Linked DNA regions of Homo sapiens: region 1 is linked to region 2. The links are chromatin contacts, found by Hi-C or POLR2A ChIA-PET in ENCODE. All regions are on one chromosome and are shown on one strand. The core of a region is the stretch at or near the end of the contact, and the rest is flanking DNA. Distances in the headings are between cores, read along the strand shown. Region 1 overlaps FMN1 (formin 1). Region 2 overlaps FMN1 (formin 1).

Region 1 (4,393 bases), core at 1,166-3,665, 340 kb after region 2:
CCAAAGTGATCCTAATGTGTAGCCAGGGTTGAGTCATCGGAGTAGGAAAGCCCTTGGTCTTCACCATCAGCATATACAAATATTGCATTAATCTTCTAGAATGTATTTGGTATCTAATAATCTGTGTTCTTTTCAATAAAAATATCTGAGATTATTCCTTTCATTTTCAGAAACTGATCCACAAAGTCTGGAAGGAGAGGGAGGAAATCTCACAAATCAGACACTAAATAGCACTCCTTTGTGCTCCTTAATTTTGGATTTTGTTTTCTTTTTTGCATGGGATCAATTCAATACTAGATGAAAAAAATGCTTTTCATTTTTCTGCATTTTTTTTTTTAATTTGGAACGGGAAACAAATCATAGAGCCTTGTTTGGCACAAGGGCAAATGTTAAAGATACTATGTGCCACTCCCCTCCACTGAGGTTTTGATTTCTTTGAAATCAGAGGCAATTCAAATGAAGTTATATTCCTGGAATGTATAAAATCCCTTCTCGCATCCATGTCTACTCTATCATGGAATGCTTAAACAATTTAAAGCGACTGAGTTTTTCCACCAGCCCCTCTCTGTGAAATAACATAATGCCTTAGAACATTACATCTAGGGAGGCCAAATGATGCGGTAGAATGCAGAGTTTGAATCCCTGATCCATCACTTACTGTGAATCACTTACTCAGCTTAAGAAGGTCACCTAATTTTTGTCTTCCATAAAATGGAGGAAATAACCTCTCTCAAAGACTCTTGTAAAGTTTAGAGATAATACATAGAAAGCTTCTGATGCATAGTAAGCCGTCAAGAAATGTTAGCAATCATCATTTAGGAAAATAGTTTCCTTTTAAAATTCAGTCTTGAAGGTTAGTTCTAGTTGAAGAAAGGTAGACTCTTCCTAGATGTACCAGTGCACTAAGACAATATGTGTAGAAGATTATTTAAAGGAAATATCTAATGGGGTTATACAAATTAGTTATGTCTGGTCTTCAAATGAACCCTTCTCAAATTTGGATATCTAAATTACAGCTTAAAAAAATTCAGAATAGGTGGGGCATGGTGTCTCACACCTGTAATCCCAGCACTTCGGAAGGCCAAGGCGGGCAGATCACTTGAGGTCAGGAATTCAAGACTAGCCTGGTCAACATGGTGAAACCTCGTCTCTACTAAAATACAAAAATTAGTCAGGTGTCTCAAAAAAAAAAAAAAATTAAGAATGAAGTCTGTTAAATGGCCAACTTTGTATGGTGAAATTTTGGTAAAAACTCCCACTGTTTTAGTGACTGAGCCCTTCCTATTTTCATGTAGTTCATCAAGAATGTGCTTCATCAGTAATACTAAATCTCTAAATGTTTAACTTCTCAAGCATGACTGATTGGCTATAGCCTATTGAAAAGTGCCAAATTTCTTTCTAAAAACCATCTCTAACAATTCACGGTTGAAGGCTTTTTTGTGCAGTAAGTCACTAAGTTAGGAAAGTGGCTTCTAAATCTACACATGAGATAACAGTAATACCAAACTCACAGTGCAGTTGTGAAAAACAGATAAGGTGGATGAAAGGGCTTTGCAGGTGATAAAGCACTGTGTAAATGTTACGCTTTTGCAGCTGTGGCTGCCACAGCTGCTGACTAAATGAGTTTATCCCCGGTCATGAGGAGCATACATCCTCATTAGAGACATGGTGTGTTATTAAGCACCACCTAAAGACAGAGAGTTTTCCTAGACTTCAGAGAAGGAAGATGGGTGGAAAGATCAAGGAAACACCACTGTGAGGCAGGTACGGCACCAGGCCCTCATGGATGGGCAACAGTCTAATAGAGAGGAGGCAGAAGGTCACTGTGGGCAGGCAGTCCAGCAGAGCAGCACGCAGTGTGCACCAAAAGGAGCCTGGAGGCCCAGAGCTTCTGGAGGGTGAGAGGAGAAGGTGGGTGCAGAGGGCAGAGTGGATCCCATAACGTCCAAAATTTTTTCAAGACAGACCAACTCTACATCTACTCCTCTTATTCGCTGAGTACCTCCAAAACTCACTGAAAAACTCCATAGATTTAGCTGAAGTTCTTAGCACTTCTGCCCATTCTTCAATAGACCAGAAAGAAGAAAGGAAGCAGCAGGAAATGGGCGGAAGTGTTAAGTTGCAAATCCTGGCAGCATGCCCAGAATGGGACCAACTCAGCAGACAGGAAGCGAAGGCAATAAAAGAGCAATCTACGCTACAGGCAGGCTGGAGCAGAAACTCGGGAAAGGAGGGAAGACAGATTACTGGAACAGCCAGTTTGCAGGGCCATGAAACCCGAACTCTTTTCGATCCGCCTTCCTGGCGAGTCTTCTGGCTCTGAAACTTTGGGAAGGAAAACTGATACCCATAAATAACTGTGGCTGTATAACTGCAAAGTGGGATAAACGTTTCATCTTGATTAAACGTAAGGTGACTCCTGACAAAGAACTGTGGTTGGCTGACTCTGTGGAGAGGCTTGCAAGATGCTGTCATGACTACATGTGGGAGTTTGAGAAAACTGCAAGATGCATGTTGCAAAAAGACATATTAAGCTTTCTGCTGTTTTCCAGGCACTGTATCAGGAGCTGGTTGGGGGAGTGATGAACGAGATAGCATCCTGTTAACAAGCAGTAGCAGACTTCCCATGTTACATTCTCTCAAACAGAGAGGAGGTCAGGCCAGATCTGTTTCTCCTCAAAAATATAATCTCAAGAAAAATCAACTGGTCGGATCATCACTACCTAACCACAGATCTCCCTCCTTATTCTTCACAACAAGAATCCGTCAAATAAGTAACGTCATGGTTAATGCTCCTCCACATTCAACCTGGACCCTAAATCCCTCTAAATAACTTGACTCTGTTCATACACAGACCACCCACTTTACCAGTCTCAAAGGATGGACCAGAACAACTATTTCCTTGAGTTAATGAGTGAACCTACATCTAACTGTAAATAAAACACTAAAAATAGGTAACTATTACTTACTAAATGAAACCCAAGTGTAACTTTCCATTAAACTCAACCTGAATAAAGTTTTTAAACAGTGAACCTTTTAAAACAGAAACCAGTCTGTAAGCATCCTAAAGCTAGTCAACCAAGACAGAAGTTAAAACACAAGTATTTTCCAATCAAACTCAGCACCATTCCAACTGAAGCTTCCACTTGGGGCTGTGAAACCCTCTTTGGACGTAAGCTATGCTGAACCTGTGGTTTCAGGCAGGTTATATTGTAATGATAGGGGAAACCAATGCCACATCCACTTGCAGTGTCTGTAGAGAACTACATCTTGCCACACATCCAAGATCTCATTCCTCAGTCTCCCTGAAAAATTCTGTTGGTAAGAGAGAAGTGAGACAGTGCTGTTTCCGAGGAATCTTATGCCTCTCTTTATTCTACAACAAATGGAGACAGATGGAAATAGAAGAAGAGGCAGCAACAGGACAGGAGAAAGGAAAGAAAGGGGAAAGGAAGGTAACAGAAGGGCAACGGGGGAAGGGGAAAATAGACAAATCATAGCAGAATGCCCAGACACGACACAGGTCAGGTGACAGAAAGGACAAAAAAGATGGGAGAAGAAAACCAAGAATGAGGCCAGAAGAAGGGAGAGGAGACACCATGGTGATGGGAGCAGTAGAGAGTGTAACAGAAGTAGGATGGAGAAATAAAGCAAGCAAACAAATTGCTCCCGGGAAAAAAAGCAAAAAGCAGACTTACGAGCAACCAAAGACCATAATTTCCAACACCCTCAGAGAGCAATAATTAGAAGCGCAACAGTTGGGAATTTGAACATGGCTGCTGACTAGGCCCGACCATCAACGGGGTCTGATTCCGGGCCTGATCCTTGACGATCTCAAGGATTCACCAGCCTCTCTCCGAACTCCAACTGCCCGCCATTTGTTCATCAACAAAATCATTCTTTCTACCTCCTAAAAGAATTTTTATTCCTATGACATTGCAAGGTCCATTTATAAAAAGCCTCATGCAAGTTCTCAGAGTCATTACACTGAGAATGAAACAGCGTGATATGTTAAGTAAACACATACCGAGTCCGGAGTTTCTTGCTTCCGATGCGTTCGTGGTCTAACTTCACAAACATACCCGCGGACCTTTGCGGCAAGTGTTACAGCTCTTAAAGACGGTGCGTCCGGATGCTCCGGTGAGTTTGTAGTCTCACTGACTTCACGAATAAACCCGCGGACCCTCACGGTAAGTGTGACAGCTCTTAAAGGTGATGTGGTGAATTTTAAAGCCCTTAAAAGTGGTATGGACCCAAACGGTGAGCAGCAGCAAGATTTACTGTCACGAGCAAAATAACAAAGCCTCCGCAATGCGGAAGACAACCGGAGCAGACTGCAGAGGCCTGCGTGCGTGGCCAGCTTTTATTCCCTTATTTGGCCCCACCCATGCCC
Region 2 (4,666 bases), core at 1,461-3,960:
TTAAAAAAAAAAAGTTATTCCATGATAAATTAGCATATCACTTCTACTTTGTCCAATTGTGTACTTTGTCAAATCTAAATCTGACAATTTTCCCTACTCTATTCCTAAGATATTTTCCTATTTAAAAGTAAAAAACTTCTCTTAGAGACTGCATGCATTTCACCAGCTACACAGATCAGCCACTTCATAGTTTTTGTGAGCTATCACTTGTATACCCAAACATACTTTGACTTCAAGTGATTAATTGCAGAACAAAGTCCTCTTCCGTTTGCAGAGCTTCTCCCCCAGGACACAGGGGAGTTGAAGTTGGGGAGCCCTGGACTTGCCCTGGAATGCATGATCAGTTAAAGCCAATCACTCTGCACTTAGTAGACATAACACCCAGAGCCGACCCGGCGATTTAGGTGCAGAGTGAAAGGTAACAGCATCGCATTCATTTCCTCATTTAGGGAGAGTAGTCTGGGAGACAGTTTGAAAACTGAAATCAGCCCTGTGTCATAAATTTGCAAATTTAATTGAAATGCATTAGTCTTTGGAAGACATTTCCAATCCCGATAATGAAGACATGCATGTGCTAGCAGATGCAAGCTCCCCCTTTTGGTTTTGAAACCTCTACCACCTACTGAGTCTCACCAAAAACTAGCACTGAGAGCCTGTTTGCATGGGTGACTGGAACAAAAGGGTGAGGAAACAGGGAAGATTGTCTGGAGTAAGGAGTCTCTCTGGCGCCCCTCAAATCATTCTACCCAGGCAGCCCCCTGTTGCATCTCTGCCCAAGGCAGGAGCTGTCAGGAGTCCCACAGATAAGTAATTTAGAAATATTCTAGGCTGAATGAAGGAGACATACTTTAGGTTTCCATTGTTCTCTGCCAAGCTAGGGAAATGGAGTGCGGACAGATGCTCTCTAAGGTTTTGATTTGAGCTCCAAAGAGGTTTGAGGCTTGGCATAGCCATGAATCCAAAGGATCTCCACTTCCTTCTTTTTTTCTAAACAAACTGAAAGTAATACAGTCAAGAACAGAGCTGGCGATTGTTTTATTCCATTAACTAATCTTTCTTGTTCTGAACATGTCTATTCTCTTTAACAAAGCTATTAAGATTTTAGATTCTTGGGCAAAAGCAACCCATATGGGATACATTTAGGGACTTCTACCACCAAAACCCAAATAAACAAGATTTTTCATCTATCAGCAGCAGACAGCAAATCTTGCAATCAATTTCAACATGGCAAAAGGAAACACAATGATTATTTATTTGTTCAACAAATACTAACTCAGCATCTACTATATATATGGAAAAACAAGGTGCTACAGAGAAAACAAAGTGGTACAAGACATTGTAATTATCTTCTAGGGGCCTATGATTTATCTAAAAGAGAAAGTGCCTATAACCAAATGAATAAAAAACCAAATCATTAAATGACAAAACTGAAGATACAGTAAACCCCCAAAATTCTGGAGATACGATAGCTCACACAGATTGGAGAAAGCTTCATGAAGGACACCGTATGTGATCAATAAATTTTTCCAGAATAGTTTCATAGTCTGTATATCACTTGAGACATAATATTTTTAGATTATACCATTATGTAAATATTATAGTAGTTTTAAAGTAGAGTCACACACTGCATAATGACATTTCGGTCAAAGACAGACCTCATATATGATGGTGGTCCCATAAGGTTATAATGGAGCTCAAAAATTCCTATTGCCTAGTGAAGTCATAGCCACCATAATGTTGTGGCACAACTACTTTATTATAAAAATAAATTTAGTGTAGCCTAAATGTACAGTGTTTATAACATCTACAGAAGGGTACAGTAATATTCTAGGCCTTCAGATTCACCCACCACTGACTCACTGACTCACCCAGAGCAATTTCCAATCCTGCAACCTCCATTCATGGTTAAGCGCCCTACACAGGTGTACCATTTTCTATCTTTTATACTGTATTTTTACTGTACCTTTTCTGTGTTTAGATATGTTTAGATACACAAATACCATTGTGTTACAATTATATTCAGTACAGTAACCTGCCGTACAGGTTTGCAGCCTAAGAACACTAGGTTATGCCATACAGCCTAGGTGTGAAGTAGGCTACACCATCTAGGTTTGTGTAAGTACACTCTATAATGTTCGCACAATGATGAAATCACCTAACAATGCGTTTCTCACAATGTATCCCGCTAGTTAAGTGACACGATTCTACGTGTTTAAATTAAGTGCTGCAAATTTATATTATAGGAATGTGCAAATACACAAGAGACTGGAGTAGACCAAGCACTCAAAGGAGGAAGCACAGAAAAGAAGGCAGTTAGGCTGATCCCAGGAATAACACTGCATGATTCCTCCAAACGCATGTTCAGTCACCCAGGTCCGCCTCTTTATGTCTATGTAGCCAAATTCATCTGCTGTCAATGCCCAGCTCATTTTCTACTTAAAATCACAGGAAGTCAGGGTTGGAAGAGAACTGCAAGATCACCTGAGCCCAGGAGTTTCTAAACTTGGCTGAAGGATCACTAGGAAGGTGTCAATCTCTGATCTCCAAAGCCTACCTGGTACATGTAAACAAGAGGATGGTGAAGCCAAGGCATTTATTAAGGAAACTAAACACAAAATGTGTTCTTGCTCTGCCATCTCTGTGGGGAGTTTCTAAAACCACAGATTTCTAGACTCTACACTCTGGTATTCTGATTCAGTGGATCTGTTTACATTTTTACAATGACCTCCAGGTGACTTGGGAGATCTGCCAGGTTTGGGAGCTGCTGATCTCTAACACTGCCCTACTGGCTTCTGAATCTCCTCTAAAACTATCTGCTTAGGGTGGTCCTGATTATGGCTAAGTGTCTTCTCAAAGCTCCCTGTAGCTTCCACATTTCCTTTGGATCATTTCTTCCTCCAAACTCTTACACCAGCCAAGATCTTCAATGCTCTTTCAATATCCAGCTGTGCGCTGGAGAATGCACCATACAAGACACAGCAAAGAACAGGCTTGTGTCCTAGAAGTGGAAAGATACACATAAACTGCTAAAATAACAAGTTGGAATGAATTAAATACTAAAGGATCGTAAGAAGAAAATGCTGTCAGAGCCCACAGGAAAAGCTAATTCTTTTATTAAGGGAGATTTCAGAACATTTCTACAGAACCTGGTTTCTGGAGGCAGCCCTTGAAAGACGACTCTATTTTGATCAGCAGGAAATAATGGGGGGAATGCGGTATGAAGAAATTATCCAGTGAGAACACAAGGAAAGAAAGTGCAGGTGTGAGACAGTGAGTGGTCATAGTAGGTGCAGGGAGGGATGAGGCTATAGGAAATGAGGCTAAAGAGTGAGTTTAGGGCAGGTTCTCAGAGGGCCATGCTATAATTTGGGAGAGAATATGAAGTTCTTGAAAGAACTCAAGCTTTAGTGTAAAAAAAAAAAAAAAGACCTAGGTTCTTATCCTCATTCTGTTTATTAATGAAACTATGACATTGAAAATTCATTTACTCTCTCATGCTTAGCTGTGAAATAGCAATAAACCTTTTTTTTTTTTCCTTCAGGGCTGTTGTGACAACTTAATACATTAATAAATTAAAGTACCATCCATGGCTAATTATCTTTCCTTTATTTCATGAGCAATGGAAAACCACAGAATATGTTTAAAGAGATAACTATGATCTAAATTCTGTTTTGGAAAGATAATTGGATGCAATATTCAGGGACACTTCAAGAGGAAATAGAAAACCTCTAGGCAGAGAGAAGAGTTAGAAGGATGTTTCAATAATCCAAGTGAGAGATGATAGAGTCCTGAATCAGAGCAGAGACACCTCAAATACAGGGTAAAGAACAATCACCATTAAGGGGGCAAAACTATAAAGAGTCAGAAATAGATGAAAAATAAATCTTGTAGCAGTAAAAATAATTCTCATTCCAGCCTGCCTTTTGCTAATAGGAGGAGGATAGTGTTGCAATTGAAAGTTAGGGAGCCTAAGAGGAATAGGCCTTAGTTGAGATGGAATAATTTCCAACCGAGACATATTGAATTGCAGATGAAGGCTGGGTATACAGTTTAATGTGCAGTAGGAAATGTAGGTCTAAAACTTGGGAGGCCTTGGCAATGAGGTGATAGGTGAAGCTGTGAAAATAGTTGGGACTAACAAAACAGAGAATAGAGCAGAAAAGAGGAACACTGAGATTTACCTTGGGGAAGGCCCACACTTAAGGAACAGAAGAAACAGAGGAACTAAGGAGGGAGATGAAGAAGGGGAGTAGTCACCTTCGCAGAGAGACCCAATATATTATCAGAGCAACGAGGCATTTCGAGATGGAGGAAACTACCATTGGTGTCAAAAACTAGCAGTGGCACACTTTGGGAGGCCGAGGCGGGCAGATCACGAGGTCAGGAGATTGAGACCATCCTGGCTAACACAGTGAAACCCAGTCTCTACCAAAAAAAAAAAAAAAAAAAATTAGCCGGGCGTGGTGGCAGACGCCTGTAGTCCCAGCTACTTGGGAGGCTGAGGCAGGAGAATGGCATGAACCCGGAAGGTGGAGCTTGTAGTGAGCCGAAATCGCGCCACTGCACTCCAGCCTGGGCGACAGAGCAAGACTCTGTCTCAAAACAAAATAAAACAAACAAACAAAAAAAACCCAAAAAAACTAGCAGTGGCAAAGAATTAGTTAGA

Evidence for each region. A loop is a pair of places that touch in the nucleus more often than their neighbours do. ChIA-PET counts read pairs that join two places held with the same protein, here RNA polymerase II (POLR2A).
Region 1: a map with no recorded cell type shows a loop between it and region 2 (2.0-fold over the local background). The contact joins two enhancer-like sites. A Hi-C loop is called at or near these places in 1 of 37 single-sample maps with no recorded cell type. POLR2A ChIA-PET finds 5 or more read pairs at or near these places in 1 of 52 experiments (BJ).

The regions. Positions count from the first base shown.
Region 1 is chr15:33,124,523-33,128,915 of GRCh38, forward strand. The region is part of intron 4 of FMN1 (formin 1); the gene reads right to left. Among named protein-coding and RNA genes, the nearest start is that of FMN1, 68 kb to the right of the region's middle. Within about 2 kb of position 2,416, at least 7 of the 41 ENCODE cell types and tissues checked have a DNase peak (open chromatin) inside an H3K27ac peak, as active enhancers do.
Region 2 is chr15:32,787,846-32,792,511 of GRCh38, forward strand. All of the region lies in intron 19 of FMN1 (formin 1), which reads right to left. All of the region lies in intron 1 of LOC107984089 (a long non-coding RNA gene), which reads left to right. Among named protein-coding and RNA genes, the nearest start is that of GREM1-AS1, 71 kb to the left of the region's middle. Within about 2 kb of position 2,711, at least 2 of the 41 ENCODE cell types and tissues checked have a DNase peak (open chromatin) inside an H3K27ac peak, as active enhancers do.